3 separate regions of the Homo sapiens genome follow, and all the other regions are linked to region 2. A link is an interaction called in ENCODE POLR2A ChIA-PET data of the cell type or tissue named here. Cell type or tissue: HepG2. All regions are shown on one strand. Each heading gives the region's core, and the rest is flanking DNA. Links, peaks and the distances in the headings are about the cores only.

Region 1 (9,757 bases), core at 1-4,000, 88 kb before region 2:
GCCCGAGAGGTGAAGCTGCAGTGAGCACTGACCACACCACTGCACTGTAGCCTGGGTGACAAAGTGAGACCCTGTCTCAAAAAAAAAAAGAAAGAAAGAAAACAATCTGCAGTGAAATAGAGCCCCCTCCCTACCTTTTCTTAAACAATGGGCACATCTGGCCGGGCACAGTGGCTCATGCCTGTAATCCCAGCACTTTGGGAGGCCGAGGTGGGTGGATCACCTGAGGTCAGGAGTTCAAGATCAGCCTGGCCAACATCATGAAACCCCATCTCTACTAAAAATACAAAAATTAGCCAGGGGTGGGGCACGCACCTGTAATCCCAGCTACTCAGGAGGTAGAGGCAGGAGAATAACTTGAACTCAGAAGGGGGAGGTTGCAGTGAGCTGAGATGGCGCCACTGCACTCCAGCCAGGGGGAAAGAGCGAGACTTCGTCTCAAAAAAAACAAAAAAACAAACAAAAATGGGAACATCTCTTGGACTATCCACTCCCAGTGGAAGCAGTCTGTTTGGTCTTTCCATCTGAGCCTAGGAGAGAGACTTGTGTGCAGTACGTACTGAATCAACACACAGTGAATCAACACACGGTGAATAAAAGTCAAGTTGAGGAGTTACATGAAATGGTTGCCAGTGCATGTTATTTTTTATAATTTAACTTATCCTCAACAAATGGTTTAGGCCAGGCGTGGTGGCTCACACCAGTAATCCTAGGGCTTTGGGAAGCCAAGATGGGAGGATCACTTGAGGTCAGAAATTTGAGATCAACCTGGGCAACATAGTGCGACCTTGTCTCTAAAAAAAAATTTTTTTTTTTAATTAGCCAGGCATGGTGGCACATGCCTATAGTTCCAGTTACTTGGGAGGCTGAGGCGAGCGGACTGCTTGAACCCAGAGTTTGAGGCTGCAGTGAACTATGATGGTATCACTGCATTCCAGCTTGGGCAGCAGAATGAGGAATGAGACCCTGTCTCAAAAAAAAAAAAAAAAAAAAGGTTTAAGTCTCCACTGAGACCAGCCTATCTTCCTCAGCTGAAATAAAATCCACTAAAACAATGTTTTCTAGATCTGTGTCATTCTCTTATACCTATACTATAATACGTTTTTTCCAGATATATGGATCTGTTGGCTATTCTTTCATACTCTCAAAATTCACTTTTTTTTTCTTTTTACAGTTTATTGTTTGGTACAAAACAGGCTCTTTAACTCTTTGAATAAACACCTCACAGACTCGTGCTCCTAGATTACAAAAAGTCAAAGCCAATTTTCTTTGACACTGGGCTCTTGACTCTGAGATTCAAGTCACTATAACAGAAACTGGAGTTGTTTTATCTTATATTCTGGAAGGTGCCTCAACAAAGACATGTTAAGAACTGGTTAAAACTTCTAGCATTTAAAAAGATCCATCTTGTCTTCCAGTGCCTATGGATAATAATAAAAAGGGAATCCCAGAGATCTGCTATTGAATTATTTAGAGAAGAGCTACTGCAATAAGATCCACTCTTTTAAGTTCCAAAAGGAAACTTCAGGCCAGATGTGGTGGCTCACAGGTATAATCACAGTACTTTGGGAGGCCAAGACTGGAAAACCCATTATGCCCAGGAATTTGAATTTGAGACCAGCCTGGCAACACAGTGAGATCCCATCTCTACAATTTTTTTTTTAAACAGAATTTGTGGGGCGCGGTGGCTCGCGCCTGTAGTCCTAGCGACTCGAGAGGCGAGAGGATCGCTTGAGTGCAGGAGTTCGAGGCTGCAGTGAGCTATGATCGAGCCACTGTAGAGAGACCCTGTTTCAAAAGAAAAAACAAAGAGAAAGAAAGAAAAGAAAAAGGAAACTTATAGCCCAGCCAGAGGAGGAAAAACAACACCCAAAATTAGCAAGTGTTCAAGACAGCCCGGCACCCAGCTGAGACTCCCGCTGACGTGATCAGGAGTTCGGGGCTTGCTCTTTTGCCGAGGGTATTTGCTGTCCATGCGTGCCCCGCCCACCTGAGTGCCTCACGCAAGTTCGGTGACCTCTGCCCAGCCGAGAGCAGGGGAGGGTCCCGCGGCCAGGGCCCCGAGCGGCTCACCCTCCACGGCGTGGTTCACCTCTTGGATGAACAGCTGCAGCTTCATCACCAGGGTGGCTGCGTGGCCATCCGCCTTCCCGGACGCCGCCTCCTTGGAGCCGGCCCTGAAGGCCGCATTGATCCACTCCTTCACGTCGAAGTCGTCTGCCAGGAACTTGGAGAAGTCCATGGCGGAACTGCCTCAGGCCTGGCGTCCAGAACTTAAGAGTTGGCTCCGGGCGGCAACGGGGATGCAGAAGCGAGCGAGCCTGCGAGAGCACCGAGGCTAGCCTCCGAGGCGAACCCCAGAAACGCCAGGACGGGTAACTTGCCCCTTTGCGCTTCCCCGCTCAGCGCACTCAGTTTGCGGCTGGGAATGACCCTCGCCGCCCGCCGTTCTTCTTCCGGAAGTCGTTGGCCGTTACCATAGTGACTGCAGGCGTCCGGAGCGCTGAGCAGAGGTGGGTGTGGGAAAACGCCCCGGACTGAGAGCTCCCGGCACCGACAAATATCCCATGTCTGCTAACATTTGCCGAGGACTAAACTATATGCTTACTATAAAGCCCTGACATACATTAGCGCATTTACGCGGTGGCTCGCGCCTGTAATCCCAGCTCTTTAGGAAGCTGACGCGGGAGAATCGCTTGAGGCCAGGAGTTCTAGGACAGCCTGGGCAACAGTGGAGCGCAGTGGGCAGCAATGGAGTGCAATTGAACGATCTCTGCTCACTACAGCCTCAAATTCCTGGGCAATTGAACGATCTCAGCTCACTGCAGCCTCAAATTTCTGGGCTCCAGCGATCCTCCCACCTCAGCCTCCAGAGTAGCTGGGACTACAGGCGCGCGACAACACGCCCGGCTATTTCTTTCTTTTTCTTTCTTTCTTTATTTTTTTCTGAGACGGAGTCTTGCTCTGTCGCCCAGGTTGGAGCGAAGTGACGCGATCTCGGCTCACTGCAACCTCCGCCTCCCAGGTTCAAGCGAGTGTCTTGCCTCAGCCTCCCGAGTAGCTGGGATTACAGGCGCGTGCCACCACGCCCGGCTACTTTTTGTATTATTAGTAGAGATGGGGTTTCACCACGCTGGCCAGGCTGGCCTCAAACTCCCAACCTCAGGTGATCCGCCTGCCTCGGCCTCCCAAAGTGTTGGGATCACAGGCGTGAGTCACCGCGCCTGGCCTAACTAATTATTTTCTTAATGATGTGTTTTGAGGTGCAGACCTTTTAAAGTTTGTTAAGTTCCTTATCACCTTTTTTTATGGATCATGCTTTTGGTGTTGCGGCTGAGAAATCTGTGCATAACCCATAATCACAAACAATTTCTCAGCCTGGGCAACATAGGAAGACCCCGTCTCTGCAAAAAAATTAAAAATTAGCTGAGTGTGGTGGCGCACACCTGTAGTCTCAGCTACTCGAGAGGCTGGGGTGAGAGGATTGCCTGAGCCCAGGAGGTCGAGGCTGCAGTGAGCTGTGATCACGCCACTGCACTCCAGCCTGGGTGACAGAGCGAGACCCTGTCTCGAAAAGAAAAGAAGAAAAGGTAGGGGAAGGTATGAGGGTATTCTTTAGGTTCTAAGTTTTTATGTTGTTTCAAGAGTGGGACCAACCCAAGGGGGAGGACAAGATGTCATCCTTGGAAACCCTACAGGGGACAGTTTTCCAGGTTGGCCTGCCATTGGGGTATGAGTGGCTGGCTGCCATCTCCAGGCCTGATAGTCACTCGTTTTTCATTGGCATCTCCCTTGGTTTGTCTCATTCTTCTGGGTTGAGTAGGTTTTAACTGGGGTAACCCTTCTGCTAGGAGTCCCAGTTATTTGGGGGGAGGGGAGAGGAGGGAAGGAGAGAGGAGGGGAGCAATGCAGGGAGGGGAGACGAGGGGAGCAATCTGATAGTGTAAGTCCTCTTACTTTGCTCTTGTTAAAAATTTAGGCAGGACACAGTGGCTCACGCCTGTAATCCCAGCACTTTGGGAGGCCGAGGCAGGCAGATGATGAGGTCAGGAGTTTGAGACCAGCCTGACCAACATGGTCAAACCCCATCTCTACTAATAATAAAAAAATTAGCTGGGCATGGTGGCACGCGCCTGTAATCCCAGCCACTCAGGAGGCAGAGGCAGGAGAATCGCTTGAACCTAGGAGGCAGAGGTTGCAGTGAACCGAGATCCGCCACTGCACTCCAGCCTGGGCAACAGACCGAGACTCCATCCCCCCCAAAAAAAAAAAAAATCCTGCTGGGATTTTGACAGGGATTATGTTGAACTGTTGAATTGTTGGATTAATTTTAGGAGAATTGCCATCATGACAATATTGACTGTTCCAATCCATAGCATGAAACGCCTCTTCATTTATTTAGATGGGAATTTTTCAGCCTTGGCACTACTGAGCCCAGATAATTTTTAGTTATGGGGGCTGTCCTATGCATTGTAAGATATTTCGCAGCATCCCTGGCCGCTACCCATTAGGAGCAACATCCTCTCCAAGTTGTGGCAACCAAAAATCTGTCCACACAGTGCCAAGTGTTCCCTAGTAGGAATCACCCCTGGGGATTTAGATCTGATTTAGATCTTCTTTAATTTCTCTCAGCAATATTTTGTAGTTTTCATTGTATAATACAAGTCTTGCACTTATTTTGTTAAATTTATTTATTTATAAGTATTTCCTTTTCTAGGTGCAGTGGCTCATGCCTGCAATCCCAGCACTTTGGGAGGCCGAGGCAGGAGGATCACAAGGTCAGGAGTTCCATACAAGACTAGCCTGCCCAACATGGTGAAACCCCGTCTCTACTGAAAATACAAAAACAGCCTGGCGTGGTTGTGTGCACCTGTAATCCCAGCTACTCAGGAGGCTGAGGCAGGAGAACTGCTTGAACCCGGGAGGCAAAGGTTGCAGTGAACAGAGATCGGGCCACTGTTATCCAGCCTGGGTGACAGAGTGAGACTCCATCTCAAAAAATAAATAAATAAAATAAGTATTTCCTTTTAATGCTAACATGAATGGAATTTTCTTAATTTTCATAGTTTCTTGTTACAGAAAAATGATTTTGTGTGTGTGTGTGTGATGGAGTCTTGCTTTGTCACACAGGCTGGAGTACAGCAGGGCAATCTCAGCTCACTGCAACCTCCGTCTCCCAGATTCAAGCAATTCTCCTGCCTCAGCCTCCCAAGTAGCTGGGATTACAGGCATGTGTCACCACACCCAGCTAATTTTTGTAGAGACGAGGTTTTGCCATGTTGGCCAGGCTGGTCTTGAACTTCTGACTTCAGGTGATCCACCTGCCTCAGCCTCCCAAAGTGCTGGGATTACAGGCGTGAGCCACCACACTCAGCAACAATTGATTTTTATAGATTTATCTTGTACCATTTGACTGTTAAATTTGTCTTCTAGTTTGTGTGTTGGGGTGTTGGTTGGGATTTGTTTACATACAGGATCATGTCATCTGTGAATAGACACTTTTTCCTTTGCAATTTTTTTTTGGGGGGGCGGGCGCGGGGGGACGGAGTTTTGCTTTTTTTGCCCAGGCTGGAGTGCAATGGCGCAATCTCGGCTCACTGCAACCTCCGTCTCCCGGGTTCAAGCGATTCTTCTGCCTCAGCCTTCCAAGTAACTGGGATTAGAGGTGCCCACCACCACATGTGGCTAATTTTTCATATTTTTACTAAAGACGGGGTTTCACCATGTTGGCCAAGCTGGTCTCGAACTCATGACCTCAGGTGATCCACCTGCCTCTGCCTCCCAAAGTGCTGGGTTACAGGCGTGAGCCACCGCACCCGGCCAGAAGTCCCTTTCTATTCCTAGTTTGTTGAGAGTTTTTTTAGGATGTTGGATTTTGTATTTTTTTTTCTCTGCCTATTGAGATAATCATGTGGTTCTTGTCACATTCTATTCAAATGATATAGTAATTGATTTTAAGATGGCAAATGAATCTTGGGACCAGGCACAAAGTGCTGTAATCCTAACACTTTGGGAGGCCAAGGCGACGGATAGCTTGAGGTCAGGAGTTCGCGACCAGCCTGGCCCAAATAGGGTGAAACCCTGTCTTTACTAAAAATACAAAAATTAGCTGGGCATGATGGCACACACCTGTAATCCCAGCTACTCGAGAGGCTGAGGCAGGAGAATTGCTTGAACCCAGGAGGCGGAGGTTGCAGTAGGTGGAGATTGCGCCATTGCACTCCAGCCTGGGCAACAGAGCAAGACTCCACCCAAAAAAAAAAAAAAAAAAATTGTCGGTTTTAGGCCAGGTGCGGTGGCTCACACCTGTAATCACAGCACTTTGGGAGGCCGAATCACTTGAGGTCGGGAGTTCGAGACCAGCCTGGCCAACAGGGTGAAACCTCGTCTCTACTAAAAATACAAAAATTAGCCGGGCATGGTGGTGGGTGCCTGTAATCCCAGCTACTTGGGAGGCTGAGGCAGGAGAATTGCTTGAATCCAGGAGGTGGAGGTTGCAGTGAGGTGAGATTGCGCCACTGCGCTGCAGCCTGGGAGACAGAGCAAGACTTTGTCTAAAAAAAAAAAAAAAAGTCTATTGTATGTGATATTAACATAGCCACTCCAGCTTTCTTATGATTACACTTGCATGGCTAATTTTTTTAAATTTTTTTTTATTTTGTGTTTTTTTTGTAGTCCCAGCTGCTAGGGAGGCTGAGGCAGGATTGCTTGAGCCTGGGAAGCGGAGGTTGGAGGAAGCCGTGATTGTACCACTGCATTCCAGCCAGGGCAACAGAGCAAGACTCCATCTCAAAAATAATTGTCCATTTCATCCAAGTTGTATAATTTGTTGGCATAAAATTGTTCAAAGGATCCTCATATAGTCTTTTCTCATCTGTAGAATTGTGACGTCTGCCTGTTCTTTCCTGACTTTGGTAATTTTTTTTTCCCTTGGTCAGTCTGCTGAAATTTGTGAATTCTGTTGCTCTTTTAAAAGAATCAGCTGCAGGCCGGGTGCGGTGGCTCACGCCTATAATCCCAGCACTTTGGGAGGCCAATACGGGCAGATCATCTGAGGTCAGGAGTTTGAGACCAGCCTGGCCAACATGGTGAAACCCCGTCTCTACTAAAAACACAAAAATTAGCCAGCCGTGGTGGTTGGCGCCTGTAATCCCAGCTACTCAGGAGGCTGAGGCAGGATAATTGCTTGAACCTGGGAGGCAGAGATTGCAGTGAGCCGAGGTCAGGCCACTGCACTCCAGCCTGGGTGATAGAGCAAGACTGTGTCTCAAAAAAAAAAAAAAAAAAGAACCTATTTTGACTTTGTTAATTTTTTTTCTATTCAACTTTGACTTTAATTTTTTTCTATTTTTCATTTTCTATTATTGATCTCTATGCTAATCAGTTTCCTTCTTTGAATTTAGTTTGCTCTTTGGTATATTAAAGTAGAATCTTAGGTTACTGATTTTAAATACTTTATTTTCTCATATAGGCATCTAAAATTACTAATTTTTCCCTCATAGTCTAATGGCTAGGAAAAAATAAAAACAAAAAATAAAATTATAAAGCAAGACACTGTCTCTACAAAAAGTTAAAAAAAATTATCTAGCCATGGTGGTTTGCAACTGTAGTTCCAGCTACTCAAAAGCCTGAAAGGCCAGAGATCATTTGAGCCCAGGAATTTGAGGCTGCAGTGAGCTATAACAGTGCCACTGCACTCCAGCCTGGGTGACAGTGTGAGACCGTCTCTAAAAAAAATTTCCTCTGAGGCCGGCTGCGGTGGCTCACACTTGTAATCCCACCACTTTGGGAGGCCGAAGTGGTTGGATCACCTGAGGTCAGGAGTTCACGACCAGCCTGACCAATATGGTGAAACCCTGTCTCTACTAAAAATACAAAAACTAGCCGGGCGTGGTGGTGGGCACGTGTAGTCCCAGCTACTCAGGAGGCTGAGACTGGAGAATCACTTGAACCCAGGAGGCGGAGGTTGCAGTGAGCCAAGATCATGCACGCCATTGCACTCCAGCCTGAGCAACAGAGCAAGACTCTGTCTCAAAAAAAAAAAAAAAAATTTCCTCTGAAGCATTGCTCTAGCTGTAATTCATAAATTTTGATGTTTTCATTTTTGTTTGATTCTAAATGTTTTTAAATTTTTCTTGTGACTCATTTAACCCATGGGTTATTTAGAAGCATGTTGTTTAATTTCCAAATAATTGGGTATTTCTTGGATTTCCTGTTGTTGATTTCTAATTCAATTCCATGTGATTGGAAAACATACTTGGTATGATTTATATTCTTTTTTTTTTTTTTTTGAGACGAAGTCCCAGTCTGTCTCCAGGCTGGAGTGCAGTGACACGATGTTGGCTCACTGCAACCTCCACCTCCCAGGTTCAAGCGATTCTCCTGCCTCAGCCACCCAAGTAGCTGGGACTACAGGCACCTGCCACCACACCTGGCTTTTTTTTTTTTTGAGACAGAGCCTTGCTCTGTGGCCCAGGCTGGAGTGCAGTGGCACAATATCCACTCACTGCAAGCTCCGCCTCCCGGGTTCACGCCATTCTCCTGCCTCAGCCTCCCGAGTAGCTGAGACTACAGGCACCCGCCACCACACCCGGCTAATTTTTGTATTTTTAGTAGAGACGGGGTTTCACCGTGTTAGCCAGGATGGTCTCGATCTCCTGACCGCGTGATCTGCCTGCCTTGGCCTCCCGAAGTGCTGGGATTACAGGCGTGAGCCACCGCGCCCAGCCTACCCAGCTAATTTTTGAATTTTTGGTAGAGACAGGATTTCACCATGTTGGCCAGGATGGTCTCCATCTCTTGACTTTGTGATCCAGCCGCCTTGGCCTCCAAAAGTGCTGGGATTACAGGCGTGAGCCACCGCACCCGGCTGGTTTATATTCTTTTATTATTTATAGAGATGGCATCTTGCTTTGCTGTTAAGGTTGGTTTCAAAATCCCCTGCAGATTCAAGCAATCCCCTGTCTCAGCCTCCCAAAGTGCTGGGATTGCAGGCCTGAGCCACCGTGCCCAGCCCTTAAATTCTTTTAAATTTATTGAGACTTGTTTTATGGCCTAGCATTGGTCTATCCTGAAGACTGTTCCATGTGCACTTGAAAATATATATCTGCAGTTATTGGGTGGAGTGTCATATATATTTTAGCTACATTAATAGTGTTGTTCAACTATTTTATATACTTGCTGATTTTCTATGTAGTTGTTCTGTCATTACTGAAGGTAAGGTATTTAGATCTCCAATTATTATTATTTTGAGACAGAGTTTTGCTCTGTCGCCCAGGCTGGAGTGCAGTGGTGCGATCTCAGCTCACTGCAACCTTGCCTCCCGCGTTCAAGCGATTCTTCTGCCTCAGCCTCCTGAGTAGCTGGGAGTATAGGCATGTGCCACTATGCCTGGCTAATTTTTGTATTTTTTAGTAGAGACGGTGTTTCACCATGTTGGTCAGGCTGGTCTCGAACTCCTGACCTCGTGATCCACCCGCCTTGGCCTCCCAAAGTACTGGGATTACATGTGTGAGCCACTGCACTCGGCCCTATTATTTATTTATTTATTTTTTTTGGAGATGGAGTTTGCTCTTGTTGGCAGGGCTGGAGTGCAATGGTGTGATCTTGGCTCACCACTACCCCCGCCTCCCAGGTTCAAGTGATTCTCCCGCCTCAGCCTCCCAAGTAGCTGGGATTACAGGCATGCACCACCACACTCGGCTAATTTTGTATTTTTAGTAGAGACAGGGTTTCTCAATGTTGGTCAGGCTGGTCA
Region 2 (10,067 bases), core at 1,344-5,343:
TCAGCTGATAACATGTTTCAGATTGGGAAAATGAGGTACCTTAGTGTTTGGGATGTTAAAGGGGAAGTGCTAATTGATGGTATTAGAGATTATTGGATGGATCTCAAAGGTTAAATAAAACCAGGAAGAAAAGGTATTTCTTTAAATCCACAGCAATGGGGCCAGCTGAAGAAACATTCATTCATTCATTCATTTACTGAGACAGGGGACAAGGTCTCACTCTCGTTGATCAGGCTGGAATGCAGTGGTGCAATCATGGCTCACTGCAGTCTTGACTTCCTGGGCTCATGTGATTCTCTCATCTCAGCCTCCCGAGCAGCTAGGACTACAGGTATGCACGACTATACCCAGCTAATTTTTTGTATTTTTAGTAGAGACAGGGTTTCTTTCTTTTCTTTTCTTTTTCTTTCTTTTTTTTTTTTTTTGAGTCAGGGTCTCACTCTGTCACCCAGGCTGGAGTACAGTAGAGTGATCACAGCTCACTGCAGCCTAGACATTCCCAAGGGTAAAGTGATTCTCCCACCTCAGCCTCCCAAGTAGCTGGGACTACAGGCGTGCACCACCATGCCTGGCTAATTTTTGTATTTTTTTTAGTAGAAATGGGGGCTCACCATGTTGCGAAGGCTGGGCTCTAGCAATCTGCCCACCTTGGCCTCCCAAAGTGCTGGGATTACAGGCATGAGCCACCGCACCTAGCTGGAACAGATATTCTAATCGATACATTGATGATGCAGTAAGAAAACTGTAAAGTCTGAGCCATACAAAACCTACACTATCCTAGTTGGGTTTTTTTGTTTTTTGTTTTGAGATGGAGTCTCGCTCTGTCACCCAGGCTGGAGTGCAGCGGCGTGATCTTGGCTCACTGTAGCCTCTGCCTCCCAGGCTCCCAAGTAGCTGGGATTACAGGTGCACGCCACCATGCCCAGCTAATTTCAGCAGAGATGGGGTTTCACCACGTTGGCCAAGCTGGTCTCGAATTCCTGACCTCAGGTGATCTGCCTACCTCAGCCTCCCAAAGTGCTGGGATTACAGGCGTGAGCCACCGTGCCTGGCTTCTAGTTGTATTAATCTGTCTTTTTACATTGGCTTCTGTTTTCTAAATGTTGTTCTCCAAGCTGTCATATGTTTGGATTACAGAACAACTTGTAAGATGAATACTTGTTTTAAATGTGCATTATTGAATATGTTCTGTCCAAGTGCGGTGGCTCACTCCTGTAATCCCAGCATTTCGGGAGGACAAGGCAGGAGAACTGCTTGAGCCCAGGAGTTCAAAACCAACCTGGGTAACGAGACCTTGTCTCTACTAGAAATTTAAGAAAAAAAAAGAATTAGCCGGGCATGGTGGGTACATGTGTGTAGTTCCACCCACTTGGGAGACTGAAGCAGGATTGCTTGAGCCCAGGAAGTCAAGGCTGTGGTGAGTCATGATTGCATCGCTCCAGCCTGGGTGACACAGCAAGACCCTGTCTGGAAAAAAAAGTCCTAAGGGAAGCTAACTGTCAGCTTTATTAAGAAGGATTGCTTTGTACCTACCACCTAATGTAAAATAAAACCAAGTAATACATTCTCAACAGTTATGGCCCCCCTCCTTTTTTTTTTTTTTTTTTTTTTGAGACAGGGTCTCATTCTGTCTCCCAGGCTGGAGTGCAGTGGCACAATCTCAGCTCACTGCAACCTCCATCTCCCTAGTTCAGCTGATTCTCCTGCCTCAGCCTCCTAAGTAGCTGAGATTATGGGCACACACCACCAAGCCCAGCTAATTTTTGTACTTTAATATAGATAGGGTTTCACCACGTTGCCCAGGCTGCAGTTGTGTCCTTTTTTTGCTCATAAGAGCTAGTACTGTTTAAGGCCCAAAGTAATAGTTTTTACAGATCTTTTAGTTTCAACTAAGCTTTTACAATAGAAAGGACTTGTATTGCATTGAGTTTATAAACTTTTGGTTTGTGAAATCCATACTTGATCTGTTCTTTTCCAACCAAATGTCTAGGCTTGACTTTTCCACCCCAATGACATTTCACTTTATTAAATATTAGCAGATATACTTTGATAACCAACACAGCTTGTATGAAAACTGAGCAAGTGTCCATCATGACCCATAGGGTTCTGGGTAGTTGTTACCTTACTGTTTAGTCCACAAAAAATAACGACTTAGATAAGCTGTCTGATTTGCTTTCGCTTATTAAACACGTTCACCATGAGATGATGTGTGTAACATCAGATACCGTTAAATTAGACTAGGATTTAATACAAATCCTGAAAGCTTAAAATAAATAAATAAATAAATGGCTGCAAGGATTCCACAACAGGGCATGACTATAATTTAACAAAAAAAAAAAATCTGTTGGCCAGGCATGGTGGCTCATGCCTATAATCCCAGCACTTTGGGAAGCTGAGGTGGGAAGATCGCTTGAGTTTCATACCAGCCTGGGCAAAATAGGGGAATTCCATCTCTACAAAAATTTAAAAACTAGCTGTGTGCCAGCCGGGCATGATGGCTCACACCTATAATCCCAGCACTTTGGGAGGCTGAGGTGGGTGGATCTCCTATGCTCAGGAGTTTGAGACCAGCCTAGGCAACACGGAGAAACCCCGTCTCTACCAAAAAATACAAAAAAAATTTGCCGGGCATGGCGGCACACACCTGTGGTTCCAGCTGTTTGGGAGGCTGAGATGAGAGGACTGCTTGAGCCCAGGAGGCAGAAGTTGCCTTGAGCCAATATCACACCACTGCACTCCAATCTGGGTGACAGAGTGAGACCCCATCTCAAAACAAAACAAAACATAACACTCTGTGTGTGGTGGTACATGGCTGTGGTCACAGCTACTTGAGAGGCTGAGGATGTAGGATTGCTTGAACCCAGGAGATTCAAGGCTGCAATGAGCTGTGATCATGCTACTGCACTCCAGCCTGGGTCACAGAATGAGATGAGAAAAAAAATATTCTGTCAAGAGACAAATACATTGTTTATAATAAAAAGGCAATGTCACCGTAAACGTCATGACCTTGGCCAAACAGCTGAGCCCTTGACCAAATAGTTCACTGGAACTGCAATGTAAATGTTACAATGCTATTGCAGATGGGAGTGTAAACAAGTAAAGGGCCAGCCACTTGGCAGTATCCATCAAAGCTACAACTCGACTCTGCAATTCCACCTCTAGGAAGGTATTCAGCAAACATACTGCACAAGTGCAAAATGACATATGTCAACATTAGTCATCACAGCTCTCTTCTTTTATAACCAAATATTAGAAATAACATAAAGGTTTGGGCTGAGCGCAGTGGCTCATGCCAGTAGTCCTAGCACTTTGGGAGGCCGAGGCAGGTGGATTGCCTGAGCTCGTCCTAGCACTTTGGGAGGCCGAGGCAGGTGGATTGCCTGAGCTCAAGAGTTCAAGACCAGCCTGGGTAACACGGTGAAACCCCGTCTCTACTAAAATATAAAAGAAAATTAAATTAGCCAAGTGTGGTGGCATGCACCTCTAGTCCCAGCTCCTCAGGAGGCTGAGACAGGAGAATTGCTTGTATCCAGGAAGTGGAGGTTGCAGTGAGCCAAGATCACACCACTGCACACCAGCCTGGGCAACAGAGCAAGACTCCGTCTCCAAAAAATAAATAAATAAATAAATAACATAAAGGTTTATTAAGGCCGAGTGTCGTAGCTCATGCCTGTAATCCCAGCACTTTGGGAGGCCACTTGAGGATCACTTGGGCAGATCACTTGAGGTCAGGAGTTTGAGACCAGCCTGACCAACATGGTGAAACCCCATCTCTACCAAAAAAATACAAAAATTAGCAGGGTGTGGTGGCGGGCACCTGTAATCCCAGCTACTCGGGAGGCTGAGGCCAGAGAATCACTTGAACCTGGGAGATGGAGATTGCAGTGAGCCAAGATCTTGCCACTGCACTCCAGCCTGGGGAATAGAGCAAGACTCCATTTCTAAAATAACACAACATAACATAAAACAAAACAAAACAAAACAAAAATAAATGTTTGTTAAGACGAAACTGATTAAGTAAATGAAGTTATATCCACAAATGGAATATTATGCATTATTATGGACTGATATCTGATCCTCAAGATGGTAAGCGGACATGGTAAATTGCACCACATAGCATGTACATAGTACATTGCATGCTACCATGTGAATAAGGAAAAAGAGAAAATAATATGTACTTATAGGTATATGTACTGAATGTCTCTGGAGGAGACATAAGAAAATTTTAACACTGGTTATCTCTGGAGAGCAGAATTGAGTGGCCAGAGTCAAGATTGGAAGAGAGTTCTTTCAATATATATCTTTGTGGATCTTCTTTTTTTTTTTTTTGAGACAGTCTCCCTCTGTCACCCAGGCTGGAGTACAATGGCACAATCTCAGCTCACTGCAACCTCCACCTTCTGGGTTCATGCGATTCTAGTGCCTCAACCTCCCAGGTAGCTAGGATTACAGGCGTGCACCACCAAGCTCAGCTAATTTTTTTTTTTTTTTGGAGATGGAGTCTTGCTCTGTTGCCCAGGCTGGAGTACAATGGCATGATCTCAGCTCACTGCAACCTTCGCCTCCCAGGTTCAAATTATTCTCCCGCCTCAGCCTCCCAAGTAGCTGGGATTATAGGCACCCGCCATCATGCCCAGCTAATTTTTGTATTTTTGTAGAGATGGGGTTTCACCATATTGGCCAGGCTGGTCTTGAACTCCTGACCTCAGGTGATCTGCCCACCTCGGCTTCCCAACGTACGGGGATTACAGGCATGAGCCACCACTCCAGGCCTAATTTTTGTATTTTTAGTAAAGATGGGGTTTCACCATGTTGGCCAGGCTGGTCTCGAACTTCTGACCTCAAGTGATCTGCCCACCTCCGCCCTCCCAAAGTGCTGGAATTACAGACGTGAGCCACCATACTTGGCCCTTTGTGGACCTTTCATTTTTCTTTTTTTTTTTTTTTTTTTTTGAGACAGTGTCGCTCTATCGCCCAGGCTGGAGTGCAGTGGTGCAGTCTTGGCTCACTGCAACCTCCACTTCCTGGGTTCAAATGATTCTCCTGCCTCAGCCTCCCGAGCAGCTGGGACTACATGCGCACCACCACGCCCAGCTAATTTTTGTATTTTTAGCAGAGACGGGGTTTCACCACATTGGCCAGGCTGGTCCTGAACTCTTGACCTCGTGATCCACCCACCTCAGCCTCCCAAAGTGCTGGGATTACAGGCGTGAGCCACCACGTCCGGCCTGTGGACCTTGCTCATTAAAAATAACAAATAATTAAAATTACTTTACACATTACTTTCTGAGACCAAATCTTGGCTTCTAACATAGCCCCAGTCATTCTCGCCTTCTGGTGTTTCTGTCCTTGTGTAGTCCCCTCCCCTTGAGTGTGGGCTGGGCCTAGTGACTTTTGTCTAATGAACAAAAATAATGCCAAATATGCCTAATCTGAAATGCTCCAATGGTCCAGGTGCAGTGGTTCACGCCTGTAATCCCAGCACTTTGGGAGGCTGAGGTGGGAAGATTGTTCGAGTTCAGGAGTTTGAGAACAGCCTGGGCAACATGGCGAAACCCTCTCTCTATTAAAAACACAAAAATTAGCCAGGTGTGGTGGCATGTGCCTGTAGTCCCAGCTACACAGGAGGCTGAGGCACGAGAATCCCTTGAACCCGGGAGGTGGAGACTGCAGTAAGCTGAGATTGCACCACTGCACTCTAGCCTGGGTAGCAGAGCAAGACTCTGTCTCACCAAAAAAAAAAAAAAAAAAAAGTCAGGTGCAGTGGCTCACATCTATAATCCCAGCACTTTAGGAGGCCAAGGTGGGAGGATTGCTTGAGGCCAGGAGTTCAAGACCAGCCTGGGCAACATAGTGAGATCCCCATCTTTATGAAAAGTTTAAAAAAAAAAATTAGCCAGGAGTACAGTCCTAGTTACTTGGGAGGCTGAGATGGGGGCACTGCGTGAGTCCAGGAGTTGGAGGCTGCAGTGAGCCAACATCACACCATTGCACTCCAGCCTGGGTGACAAAGTAAGACCCTGACTCTATGAAAAAAAACAACAACAACAACAACAAAAAAAAAACCAAAAAACCTGATCTGGCTGGGCACGGTGGTTTACGCCTATAATCCTAACACTTTGGGAATCTGAGAAAGGTGGATCACCTGAGGTTGGCCTGGCCAACACAGTGACACCCGTCTCTACTAAAAATACAAAAATTAAATGGGTGTGGTGGCGGGCACCTGTAGTCCCAGCTACCCAGGAGGCTGAGGCAGGATAACTGCTTGAACCCAGGAGGCAGAGGTTGCAGTGAGCCAAGATTGCACCACTGCGCTCCAGCCTGGGCGACAGAGTGAGACTGTCTCAAAAAAAAAAAAAAAAAGCCACAACTGATCTGACATTTGAAACCTTTTGAGTGCTGACATGATGCCATAAGTGGAAAATACAACACCCAAACACATGTGACAGGCTACAGTCAAAATAGTCAAAACTTTGTTTCGTGCACAAAATTATTTAAAATATTGCATAAAATCACCTCCAGCCTATGTGTATAAGGCGTACATGAAACATAAATGAATCTCATGTTTAGACTTGGGTCCCACCCCCAAGATATCTCATTATATATATGCAGATATTTCAATATGCAAAAAATCTGAAATCCAAAACACTTCTGGTCCCAAGCGTTCCAGAGAAGGAATACATAGCCTATAAAACAAAAGTGGTGAGAAGTTGCTTCCACAACTAGGTAGACTCCAGCTCGTACGTGCTCACTCTCTCCTTGGCTGGCTTTGAGAAATGCTGGCTGCCACGCTGTAAGCTGCTCTATGGAGAGGCTCGCATGGCAAAGAACTGATGTCTCCAGGCAACAGCTAGCAAGGACCTGAGGTTGGCCAATAGCCTTCTGAGAGGAGATGGAAGTAGATCTTCCCCAAGCTAAGCTTTAAGAGAACTCCAGGACTGGCTAGGACCTGTAGTTGCTTGTGGCTTTGAGAGAATCCCTGAGCCAAAGAAACAGGTGAGGCCACGCTCAGATGCCTGACCCACAGAAACTGAGAGGTAATACATGTTTAGGGGAATTTCTTACGCAGCACAAGGTAACAAACACACCCAATGTTGATGAGGCATCTGCAACAAGCTGAGGTTCTTACCGGGGCGTCTGGTGGTTCCGCAAGGCCTCCTTCTTCAGGAGCTCCAGCCGCTGGGGTGAGCAGAAACAGGGGTAAGCAGCTCCGGTCTTCAGCAGCGCTTCTGTGGCCTGGGCATACAGCTCCAACCGCTGAGATTGCTGGTAGGGCCCAGCAGGACCGCCCCGGCGGGGGCTCTCATCAGGCGGGATGCCTGGAACACAGGGAATAATGACAGCTAAGGTGCACACAGCGCTCGTTCTCAGGCATTGCTCTAAGCACTTTATGCACATATTAAAGCTTTAATCCTCATAACAATCCATGAGGTTGGCATTAGTACAATGTCCTCCCCGCCGCCTTTTTTTTTGAGGCAGAGTCTTGCTCTGATGTCGCCAAGGCTGGAGTGCAGTGGTGCAATCTTAGCTCACTGCAACCTCCACCTCCCAAGTTCAAGCGGTTCTCCTGCCTCAGCCTCCCGAATAGCTGGGATTACAAGCATGTGCCACCTCACCCAGCTAATTTTTGTATTTTTAGTAGAGACAGCGTTTCACCATGTTGGCCAGGCTGGTCTTGAACTCCCGACCTCAGGTGATCCACCTGCCTCGGCCTCTCAAAGTGCTGGGATTACAGGCGTGAGCCACTGCACCCGGCCCAATGTCCCTTTTAGAGATGAAAAGTTAAAACACAGAGAGGTGAAGCACTCAAAGTCGCATGGGCTCATGGACTAAGGAGCAAACGGAGGTGTACGGGCTCCAAAGTCCACATCCCTAATTGTATGTCCTCTCAATCCCTGATGGGATTCCCTGGAGAGGGAGAAACAAGCCCAGGCCTGGGAACAGCTGACTTAGGAGAAAAAAGCATGGTTCAGAGAACAGCCCATCAGGCCCTGGTGGGACTCATGGCTCTGCCACTTAGTAGCTGTGACAAGGGATCCTGAGGTGCTACCAACGTGTGAGCACCAGGGTGCTGAGTGCCATAAAAGACACTTTTCCCTGAAGCCTCAAACCCACCCTACCAGGTAGGTGCGGTTATTCCCCCACTCTGTGAGGACACTGAGGCACAGAGATGCTTTGTCACCTGGCCGAGTAGAAGGGGCACGATCAGCTTCAAACCCAGACTAATGGGCACCGGAGCCGATATTCTTAACCACTCATTACACTGCTGTTTGTGTTACTTAGCCTTTCTTTTTCTAAGAGATGGGGTCTCACTCTATCACCCAGCTGGAGTGCAGTGGTGTGATCATAGCACACTGCAGCCTCGAACTTCCGGGCTCAAGCCACCCTCCTGCCTCAACCTCCCGAGTAGCTAGAACTACAGGTGCACATCACCACATCTGGCTATTTTTTTAGTAGAGAGCGAGTCTTGCTGTGTCACTCAGGCTAGGGTGCAGTAGTGCAATCATAGCTCACTACAGTCTCCAATTTCTAGGCTCAAGTGATCCTCCCACCTCAGCCTCTCGAGTAGCTGGGATTATAGGAATGTGCCACCATGCCCAGCTAGACTTAATCTTTCTAAGCCTCAGTTTCCTCTTTTGAAAAGTGGAGCTAGCAGCCTCCTGTGCAGAGGGAATTGTGAGAACAAATGTGTCAGTGCTTATAAGCACTTAGCCCAGTGGTGTATATTTAGGACAGTTTCAATATATGCTATAGAATAGATTAAATATGATCTACTGTAAGCCAAACCCCAAACCCAAAGTCCAATTCCCTCCGATTACATAGGATAAATTTCATTATGAATGCTTTCAGGAGAGGGCACAGGGACACAAGAACTGGAAGATGGTGTTTCTGCCCTCAAAGAGCTTTCAAAGGAATTGGGAAGATAAGGACATTGTTCACCTTGCTACCCTCAATGCTAACACAAACTGAGCTGAGTGGGCCTGGGTTCAAACGTACCAGCCAGCTCAGAGATCTTGGGCAAGTCATCTTTCTGGGCTCTGGGTTCTCATCTGTCAAAGAAGGAAACAAGTAGTAACTTTCTCATGAGGATCATCATGAGACTAGAGTAAGATGATCTAAGTAAAGTACTCATCAAGTGGCCTGTGACCGGTGCTCTCTATGCTTTGGTATTTATGTATTTATTTATTTGAGACAGGGTCTCACTCTGTTGCCCAGGTTGGAGTGCAGTGGCACGTTCTCGGCTAATTGAAGCCTCAACCTCTCAGGCTCAAGTGATCCTCCCACCTCAGCCTCCCAAGTAGCTGAGACTACAGGTACATGCCACCAGGCCTGGCTAACTTTTTTTAAGTTTTCTATAGAGACAAGGTCTGCCTATGTTGCCCAGGCTGGTCTCAAACTCCTGGGCTCAAGTGATCCTCTTGCCTCGGCTTCCCAGTGTTGGGATTATAGGCGTGAGCCATGGCACCCAGCCATCTGTGATTATCAGTGTTACTTGGCTCCCTCTCATGGGACCTCCATTTCTTCATTTGTCAGAAAGGAGGGCTAAATCGGGTAAATTTGGGGGGATCCCTTCCTGATCTAATGCTAAACAAGTCTCTTTAATGTGGTATCTTGGAATGCCCCAGGGTTTAAGAGGGACTCCCCTAGGAGAACTGAAAACATGTTAACTTAAACTCTGGCATGTAAATGTTCATAGAGTTTTATTGGACAGCCAAAAACCAGAGTAACTAAAATGCTCATTCACTAGTGATGAATAAACAAAATGTGGTATAACCATATGATGAATATTATTTGGCTATAAAAAGGAATGAAGCATGATAGCCCACAGATGCGCTTATGGTAAGTGAAGGAAGCCAGTCACAGAAGGCCATATATTATATGATCTCATTCATATGAAACGTCCAGAAGAGGCAAATCCATGGAGGCAGAAAGAGATCAGTAGTTGCCAGGTGGTAGGAGAGGGTAGAATGGAAAACAACTGCTAATAAGGAAGAGTTTCTTTTAGGGGTGATGGAAATGTTCTGGAATTAGTGGTGACGGTTGCGCAACACAGTAAATATATTGAA
Region 3 (10,067 bases), core at 3,581-7,580, 1.5 Mb after region 2:
TTTGTTCGGTCAGTTGGCTTTTTCCCCTCTGGCACATGAAATGGAATCTATTTGCTATCCCTGCTCTAACCACGTGGCCTGTCTCAAAGCTCCACCACCGATTCTTGCTTATAGCAAAATCTGAAAGAAATCTCCCTTCTGCCACCAACCACCTCAACGGCCTCTCAGGCATTCCAAGTGCCTTATTCCCCAGCCTGCTCCAGTCACTCATGGTACCTGCTTGGACCTGGAGGCAGCTGAGTTTGAGATTTTAAAACTCATTTAAGCAGGCAAAAATATGTGAGAAATATTTTGCAAAATATTGCAATGCAGACAGTACATCCACATAGAGCTACTGCCTAAGGGAAAGGAGCTCAGGAGGAGTCCAGTTTACTGCTCTGGTGAGGCAGCCAGAGGCTAGGAGGAGCTGAAAAGCCACACAAAAAGTCTAAAGCAAAAGTGCCCAAGGCCAGGCCACACAATGTCAGGGGCTCCCTCCACACCTGGGCTCTGACTCAGTGCTGTGACTGATGGCTGCTGGGGAGGTGCACAGCGTCTGAAGACAGGTTGTGCAGGCTCCCTTCCAAACTAGGTCAGCACATTTGGACTTTGACAAGCTCATCCCCATAAAAACAGGTTGTAAATGTTAAGTTCTCAGTCCAACTTACAAGGACTCATTTAGCTCACAGATTATCTAAGAGACAGCCCTGGCAGGGGCCTATTGAGTTTTCTGAGCCACTCAGAAAAATAGTAAAAATAAAAACTAGTGGAAAAAGATCTAGGAGGTAACAGTGGTTCTTAACCAGAGCTACACATGACAGTCCTGGAGGCTCTGAAAATAATACAGGTGATGCCACTTATATGAAATGGCCAGAAAACGGGAATCTATAGAGGCAGAAAGTAGATGAGTGGTTGGCTTTGGGGGTGGGGGGAATGGGGATTAACTGTAAAGAAGTATGAAGGCTCTCATTTGGGGTGACAAAAATGTTCTACAATTGGGTTGTGGTGATGGTTACACAACTCTGTAAATTTACTACAAATCATTGAGTTCTACACTTAAAATGAGACATTTTTTGAAATATGTCAGACACAGAAAGATATATACCACATGTTCTCATTCATATGTGGGAGCCAAAAAAAATAACGTCATAAAAGTAGAGAGTAGAATTGTGGTTATTAGAGGCTGGGAAGCATAGGGTGGAGGAGAGATAGGGAGAGGTTAATGGATAGGGATAAATAATTATAGCTAGATGGGAGGAATAAGTTCTAGTATTCTATAGCACTGTAGGGTGAATATGACTAACAATAACTTAGTGTGTATTTTCAAAAATCTAGAAGAGGATTTTGAATGTTCACAATACAGGCACAAACGTTCAAGGTGATGGATACGATAATTATGCTGATTTGATCATTACACATTGTAAACATATCAGAATATCACTCTATATCCCATAAATATGTACAAACATTGCAGCCAACTAAAGATAAAAGGGGAAAATGGGTAAATTTTATGATCTATAAAATATATCTCATAGGTTGGGCACAGTGGCTCATGCCTGTAATCCCGGCACTCTGGGAGGCCAAAGTGGGAGAATCACCTGAGTCCAGGAGTTCAAGACCAGCCTGGGCAAGACAGGGACACCTCCATCTATACAAAAAATAAAAAACTTAGCCAGGCATGGTGGTGCACACCTGTAGTCCCAGCTACTCAGAAGGTTGAAGTGGGAGGATTGTTTGAGCCCAGGAGGTCAAGACTTCAGTGAGCCACGATCGTGCCACTGCACTCCAGTCTGGGCATCAAAGCAAGATCTTGTCTCAAAAAAAAAAAAAATTAAAACAATTAGCTGGGCATGGTGGTGAGCACTTGTAGTCCAGCTACTTAGGAAGCTTAGGTAGGAGGGTCATTTGAGCCTGGGAAGTGGAGACTGCAGTGAGCCAAGATCACACCACTGCACTCCAGCCTGGGCAACAGAGTGAGACCATGTCCCCCACAAAAACACAAATACACACACACCCCTCATAAGGTTGTCAAAAATAATAATACTGATGCCTGGACCCCAACCTAAAACAAATGAATTAGAACCTCTGGAGGTGGGGCTTGGCTTTTTTTTTTTTTTTTTAGCTCCCCAGGCAATTCCCAAGCAAAGAGAACACTGAGAACTGCTGCAAGGAGAAGGTTCAGGTAGCAACAGCTGGCAGGTGGCAGAACGAGCAGCAGGACAGACTAGAAGGGTAGCAGCCATAATGCACTGCAGCACCATAGTCTCCAGGGTCCCTGTGTCCTAGGCCATAAACACATTTCAGAAGGAGCTGATGTGCATGATTCACAACTGGCTTTACGCTGCGGCCTTCACAGACAGAGTAAACTCAGTTGTAAAAAACAGAGTGATACCCAATTCTAAGTTTCACTCTCAGCAAAGGATAAGAATGTAGGATACAGTCAGAACTAAGAGTTAGGGCTCTGGAGTCAAACATACCAGACTTTGAAACCCAAGGCTAGACGTTCACATGTGCACCTTACTAAGAAACATTTCCTCCACTGTGAAATAGGAATAATTATAACCATAAAATTATAATAATGATACCACCACCATAGTGGTTGTTTAGGAACACCATCTCATGTACTTCATTTAACGTGTTTCGTGGCACCTAGTGAGGGTTCATGGAGTGTTAGCTGTTCTGAGAATTACAACAAATAATAACAACCTTCAGATAAATCCCAAGTCTTATCTAAGAATGACCTTTCCAAATTTATCAAGCTGTTCTAGCTTCTCTCTGGAAGAAGTCACAGTCGAGCCTGGACCACACAAAAACAAAAAGCTAGTCAGAGTTAGAGCAGGAGTAGCGCAGGACGTTCAATTAAAACAAAGGGTTGGTTGTGACAACACCGTGTGGGATGGCACCAAAGAGAATCACAGGCAAACAATAAACAGAAACTCAGGGACAGAGTACGTGGAGAGTTAGTAAACCCTGCATCAGAAGCTAACATCTTAAGCTGCTGGGCTTCCCACCACTGCTAAGGAAGCTATAGAAACACCTGCACCAGCAGATCTCAGCTGAGCATGCATTCACAGAGAAGCAAAAGCAAGTCTCCAAGTATAAACCATCCATCCGAGGATGGACTTACTTCAAGAGCCTCAGATTTTAGATATTTGTTCATTCAGACGGTATTTACGGAGTTCCCACTAAATGTCAGGAACTGAGAAAGAAAAAAGGAGACAGAAATGATACAGTCCCCACCCTTGAGGAGCTCATGAGAAAAAAAGGTCTCATCCTTAATGAAAACACTTTGGGGGCACAGATAGAAGAGTGATTAACTGTGTGGCCAGGAAAGCAGGGAAACAGTCCAAGTGGACCTCAGATAAGTCAGGCATGGGGAGAAAAGGTTTGGGGAGGAGTGTGTACATAGTAGGGTACAGAACAGGAGGTGGAGATGTGGCTGCAGAGAAAGGCTTTGCCTGCCATGGAACTCGGGGGCAACAGGGAGCCACTGATGGTTTTTCAGTAATGGAATGGCAACAGGTTTGAGTTTCAGAATGAAAAGTAGAATAGCAGGATGGAAGTAGGAACTCCTGGAGCCCTCTGTGGATATCTAGACGAGAGACAAGAACACAGACCCAGAGCCCAAATAGTCATCCTGGCCAATGACACATAGCTATTTTTTCTTTTTCTTTTTCTTTTTTTTGGAGACAGAGTCTTGCTCTGTCACCAGGCTGGAGTGCAGTGGCACAATCTTGACTCACTGCAACCTCCACCTCCCAGGTTCAAGAGATTCTTGTGCCTCAGCCTCCCGAGTAGCTGGGACTACAGGCGCACGCCACCATGACCGGCTAATTTTTGTATTTTTAGTAGAGATGGGGTTTCACCATGTTGGCCAGGATGGTCTCGATCTCCTGACCTCATGATCCGCCCACCTCGGCCTCCCAAAGTGTTGGGATTACAGGCGTGAGCCACCGTGCCTGGCCCAACACATAGCTATTTTAACAGAAAGAGTACAGTAGAATCTGACTATAAACTACCAACTTGAAAAAAGTACAAGAAAAATTCATAAATACAGTACTCCTGTTCAAGAAAGTAATCAAACATAGAAACTGGAATTGGTGGATCATAACATGTAATCAAAAAAGTTTCTGTTACCGTTTATTTATTTTTTAGAGATGGGGTCTGTCACCCAGACTGTGGAAAGCAATGGTGCGATCGTAACTTATTTTAGCCTCCAACTCCTGGGCTCAGCAATCCTCCTGTCTCAGCCTCCCAAGTAGCTGAGACTACAGGCATACACCACCACACTCATCTAATTTTTGTATTTTTTTGTACAGACAGGTTCTCGCTATGTTGTCCACACTGGTTTCAAACTCCTCGCCGCAAGTGATCCTCCTGCCTCAGTTAAAATCCTTTTTTTGGAGACAAGGTCTAAAATCTTAACGTGCTGGCATTGTAGGCATGAGCCACTGTGCCCAGCCAAAAGAGTTTCTTAACACCAAATTTCCAATACTAAAATTTAAAAAAAAATTAATAGTAATATTTTGCATTTATACATTATTTTCTGTTATGAAAGCACTTTTACCTATATTATTTCATTATAATAGGTTGGTGCAAAAGTAATTGTGGCTTTTCCCATTAAAAGTAATGGGCAGCCGGGCATGGTGGCTCACGCCTGTAATCCCAGCACTTTGGGAGGCCGAGGTGGGCGGATCACCTAAGGTCAGGTGTTCAAAACCAGCCTGACCAACATGGTGAAACCCCATTTCTACTAAAATACAAAAAAAAATTAGCTGGGCATGGTGGTAGGCACCTGTAATCTCAGCTACTCAGGAGGCTGAGGGAGGAGAATCACTTGAACCCAGGAGGCGAAGGTTGCAGTGAGCTGAGATTGCACCACTGCACTCCAGCATGGGCAATAGAGTGAGACTCTGTCTCAAAAAAAAAAAAAAAAAGTAACGGGCAAAAACATGTACCCATACAGGGCAATTTTTATTATCCCTGTTTCGTGGGTGTGCAGGCAGACACCCATTAAGTGAATTACACAATGTGAACCAGTCTTTGAACCTTCAGAAAGAGTACCTTCGAGGCCATGGACCAAAGTTAAATTTCTCTTAAATTTGCAAGCTATGTTCTGACCCTAACTCCGCCACAAACTAACCATAGCATCTAAAAATACATCCCTTAACCTTTCTGCCCCTTACTTTATTTATATTTGCATCAACATTCTCACAGGACTTTTAAGAGACTAGAACAAAATAGCAAAGGAGGGAACATTTTGAAACCTTCCAAACTGGGCTTTGCAAACGTAGGACTGTAACTCCAAAAATGACAAATGTTGCACGGTTTAAACAGGCATCTAGTGCTGAAAATCTGAATAATGGTGGCTCCTCTGGAATTCTACAATAAACACACGTCACAGATGTGGCCCAGGAAGTTCCATGCTTAGCGTGGTGCACAAAATGAAGAAAAAATAGTCACCTGGAAAGTCAGGGCGAGGCAGTTTTTGAGGGATGATGGTAGATTCTGGGTGGGGAACACCCTAAATCTCCACTTGCCCTTTTCTAAGGTCAAAGAAAGGAGTGCCTGATGGATGAAAGGACACTGTAAATACCTTAAAACAGAAATCTGATTGCTTTTTAATGAGGTGTTTTGTCAAAAAAGCTATTCAGGATAAGTAAGCCTTAACTGAGTGGAGCTACACAGCCCATCAACAAATTCAACCACAGGCTGGTGTCATGCATACTTTGCACTAACTTTTCATTTGGTTAGTCACTGAACAAATATTTTCGGGTTCCCTTCCATGAGCCATCATGAGTAAGATAGGGCCCCTGCTCTGCCAGAGCTCAAGGACTATCAAGGAAAATAAGCCATTATACTCCAGTGCAAGGACGGTTCCAACAGGGAAGTGCAGGGTCCCTGGGAGTTGTCACTATCACCACAGCCCACATTTATTGAGCTCATATCACATGCTCAGCACTGTTCCAGGTGCTTTGCAAGAACTGAACTCTACGGGATAAGTATTATTACCCCCGTGTTACAGAGGAAGAAACTGATGCACCCAGGGAACTTAAGCGATTGCCCAGGGTTTCCCACCTAGGCTCTGAATCTCGGCAATATTACTTCAGGGACCCTGTTCTTAACCACCTAATACACACTTTACTTGTATTAACCCACCTAATCCTCAAGACAACCATGAGACTGATACCACTATTATAACCTGTATTAGTCTGTTCTCACATTGCTAATAAAGACATACCCACGTCTCTGTAATTTACAAAGGAAAGAGATTTAATTGACTCAGTTCCGCAGGGCTGGGGAGGCCTCAGGAAACTTACAATCATGGTGGAAGGGGAAGCAAACACGTCCTTCTTCAAATGGCATCAGCAAGGAGAAATGCCGAGCAAAAGGGGGAAAAGTCACTTATAAAACCATGAGATCTCATGAGAACTCACTCAGTATTACTAGAACAGCATAAGGGTAATGGCCCGATAATTAAATTACCTCCCATGGGATCCCTTCCACGACACGTGGGGATTATGGGAACTACAATTCAAGATGAGATTTGAGTGGGGACACAGCCAAACCATGTCATACCCATTTTAGAGATTTAGAAACCTAGGCACAGAGAAGCACATTAAATTGTTGCGGGTTACAGACATGACAGGAGGGGCCTGAATGCAGACCTGGGATATCAGAAAGATATCCTGAAACTGGTGATGGCTTCTGAGACCTACTGGATGAGTTGGAAACCCAGAGGCTGGATAGTACAAGAGCACCCAGGTCAGGGAGAAGAGAGGGAAGAGAGAGCAGGGAGGAGCAGAGGCAGGTGACATGGCTGGGGGAGAACCCCACCCCATTTAAGCTCAGGTACACGGGATCTGCTGAAGATTGTGAGCAAACTTATTTGCTGAATACATAAGTGACTAAATGAAAGTTTTCAGTATCTGGGCCTTGTACTGAGTAGGAGCCAGCGGCAATCCACCACCAGGGTGGGCAGGAGAGCCAAGGGCCAGCCCAATTCTAGGCCATCAGGTGTGCGAACCAAACTGAAGGACTGCGGAAAACACGGAAAGGAACTCTGCCGGACTCTGGGCCTTCAAATGAGTACCAGGCAGCAAATGTAAAAAAAAAAATCTTCAGAAAGGCTGTTACATGCATTTAAACAAAGGAAAACCAGGCTTGGACAATGAACCAACAAATAAAACTGCACTCACTTTACTTCTCTATAGACCAACTTTTTCTTCTCTTTTTTTTAAGAGACCAAGGGCTTTGCTATGTGGTCCAGGTTCACTTCAAACTCTTGGGCTCAAGCAATCCTCCCGCCTCAACCTCTCCAGTATCTGGGACTACAGGTGCAAGCCACCTACTTCTTCATAAGTACACCAGGGATTTCAGCACAATGGTTTTTAACTTCTAAGACTTAAAAAAAATTCCCAACATTTCAGTGAATTTTATTTTTTTGGGGGGGGAGGGAAATAAATATGTCTTCAGTCAACCATCTTAACTAAAATGTCTCCCATAACGTCTTAAATCCCTCTCTGCACTGAAGAATCTTCCTATCATCAATAATTTCAGGAACCTACCAGTGGAGTAACAGTTAAATTTGTTGTGCCATAACATGTTATTATGATAGTTGTATTCCTAAGAATTTACCAATGCTCATATTATAAAATCAACTGATCAAATGGCAGGAGCGAGAGTCTTCTGGGGATGGAGCATTCATAAAAAAATTTCTTCAGCGTTACCAGGCAAATCTAGCATTTCATCATATCTGGACATTGCTCCAACAGGATATTGGTCTTTTGTTATCATCAGAAGCACTCTTAGTAATGAGAACATCTTATGCATGCACATCTCCTTTGCCACCCACAACTCGGAAAGCAGAACAGAAAAACACCCACTAAAGCATGTTCAGAAGGTGCCCTCCCTCTACCCCAAGCAAGGTGCTAGCTCCTTGTAGGTGGGTGAAGTGGCTAAGAGCAAATATGCAGGGAGTCAAAGCCCCGTTCACCACCTAAGAGCGGGGTAATCTCTGTGTCTCCATTTCCTTTCCCGTAAAAATGGAGATATTAAGAATATCTAATTTACAGATTGGAAAGATTGAAAGAGATAATATAAGCAAAGTGCTGATTCCTAGAAAGCTCAAAAAATTCCTGGCATGGTGGCTCACACCTGTAATCCCAGTACTTTGGAAGGCCGAGGCAGGAGGATTGCTTGAGGCCAGGAGTTGGAGACAAGCCTGGGCAACATAGGGACAACCAAAAAAAAAAAAATGGTTTTTGTTCTGTCTAGAATATGGAGAAATCATGTCACACAAGTTACTCAATCTCCCTGTGCTTCTGGTTCCCACCTATAAAAGGGATAACACTATACTGACTTCACAGGGTCTGGTGGGTATTAAACAAGTCAATACACAACTTGGACTAGCGCAAGGTGCCCAGTACACATCCAGATGCATATTCTCTGTCATTAGCACTTGGACTGGTGCAAGGCGCCCAGTACACACCCAGACACATATTCTCTGTCATTAGCACATGGACTGGTGCAAGGTGCCCAGTACACACCCAGATGCACATTCTCTATCATTATCACCTGGACTGGTGCAAGGCGCCCAGTACACACCCAGACTCATATTCTCTATCATTAGCACTTGGACTGGTGCAAGGCGCCCAGTACACACCCGGACACATATTCTGTCATTAGCACTTGGACTGGTGCAAGGCACCCAGTACACACCCAGATATATATTCTCTGTCATTAGCACTTGGACTAGTGCAAGGCACCCAGTATACACCCAGATGCGCATTCTCTATCATTATCACAATTATTTCTTTGGCAGATCCCTCTGGCTGCAGTGTGGAATATGTGAGGGAAAGATATGCTGCCGGGTAGGGAAGCCATGGAGGAGAATCTGAAGAGTCCCCAAAACACGAGATCCAAGTGAGATGGAGGACAGCCCACACTAAATAGTGGGTAGGTAGAGCAGGGCACAGAGAGCCACTGCAAAGGAGAAAGGAACAGGACTCGGTGACTTGGGGGTGGACAGGAAGTGAGGGGGAGGAGCTGAGGATGACCACCAGGTTTCTGCCTTGAGGGACTGGCTGGACAATGTGTGTTTTTCCTCACCAAAAGAGAAACACTGGGAGGATATGAAGGTACAATGAGGTCAGCTCTGGAAATGCTGGGTGAAGGGACCTGTTGAACATTCAGGTGGAGATATCCAGTTCCCTTTTTTCTAGATGGTTCTGAAGCACAGAAAAGACATCTGGTCCAGAAACGAAGAGCCTGCTGTGAGGACCAGCAGCAAACACGGATCTGGGGGAGTTCATGCAGAAGCAGACCCTGCAGAGAAGACGGAGGCTGAGGATGGAGGCCCTGGGACACAGCGGAAGGAGAACCAGGGCAGGGGACAGGATAGGAGTCCCCAGGGAGGGCAGGGAAGAAGCCAGGAGCGAGGTGCGGGTGAAGCATGGATGAGGGACTGGCTGATGATGCAAACTGGGCCCCGGGCACAGGGACGTCAGGGACAGGAAAGTGGGAGGAGAGGGTCCTGGGAAGCCAAGACGCAGAGCGTGGATGACAGAGGAAGACGCAAAGCCCCAGAAGGAAGGGGAGGGCTGAGAAAAGCCTGACCATGAGGAGCAGCCAAGAAGAAACAGGCAGCAGATGGAGGGAGGTGAAAGGTGCATGGCACAGAGGGGAGGCTGGCAAGGCAGCGCCCAGGACAGCGGCACAGGTGGCGGGGCCTTGGACAGAGGGTGGGGTCCAGGCAGGTGGGTGGTGACGGCAACCATGACCACGGGTCAACCTGGGCCTCAGACACTGGGGAAAGGTGGCCATGTCCAGTTTTCTTAGGAAATTAGGAGGCAGGTCATCCAAGGAGAGAGGGTGGGTGTCTGGGGTAGGGTGAAGTAGGTTTCAGAAAAGTGAAAGTCTGGCAAAAGCACTCAGGAAAACGGGACAGAAAACTAAGCCAAGCGCTGGACGGCAGCATTCATTCAGCCCAGCTGAGCTTGGAGGCCATGAAATGCTGGCAGCCCCACACTGCACGACTGCAGGGTCTTTCTGGGCCACGCCCCGAATCCCAGGTATGGAAGTGAAGG

What was found. Peaks named below come from ENCODE experiments on the same cell type or tissue, not always from the same donor. Only the 100,000 strongest peaks of a DNase experiment are listed, where the experiment ranks them.
Region 1: POLR2A ChIA-PET joins it to region 2 with 7 read pairs; 5 of 35 experiments call an interaction of 5 or more read pairs at or near these places.
Region 3: POLR2A ChIA-PET joins it to region 2 with 6 read pairs; 1 of 35 experiments calls an interaction of 5 or more read pairs at or near these places.

What each region holds. Positions count from the first base shown.
Region 1 is chr16:23,450,753-23,460,509 of GRCh38, forward strand. COG7 (component of oligomeric golgi complex 7) reads right to left here and starts at 2,437. Exons shown (of 17, transcript NM_153603.4): 1 at 2,074-2,437. The coding sequence starts at 2,242. It overlaps LOC124903667 (a long non-coding RNA gene), which reads left to right and starts at 1,991. Exons shown (of 2, transcript XR_007065030.1): 1 at 1,991-2,513; 2 at 4,718-5,037. RefSeq lists enhancers at 2,097-2,426, 2,717-2,766. In HepG2, for the core only: no CTCF peak of the experiment used is centred there; DNase peaks (open chromatin) are centred at 1,979 and 2,469; H3K4me3 peaks cover 2,436 bases.
Region 2 is chr16:23,537,385-23,547,451 of GRCh38, forward strand. It overlaps EARS2 (glutamyl-tRNA synthetase 2, mitochondrial), which reads right to left. Exons shown (of 9, transcript NM_001083614.2): 3 at 7,130-7,319. It also overlaps the pseudogene SUB1P4. Among named protein-coding and RNA genes, the nearest start is that of EARS2, 15 kb to the right of the region's middle. RefSeq lists enhancers at 622-1,123, 1,124-1,623, 1,224-1,518. In HepG2, for the core only: no CTCF peak of the experiment used is centred there; DNase peaks (open chromatin) are centred at 1,427 and 3,107.
Region 3 is chr16:24,988,690-24,998,756 of GRCh38, forward strand. The region is part of intron 1 of ARHGAP17 (Rho GTPase activating protein 17); the gene reads right to left. Among named protein-coding and RNA genes, the nearest start is that of ARHGAP17, 22 kb to the right of the region's middle. RefSeq lists an enhancer at 1-362. In HepG2, for the core only: a CTCF peak has its summit at 6,963; DNase peaks (open chromatin) are centred at 5,399 and 5,792; H3K4me3 peaks cover 589 bases.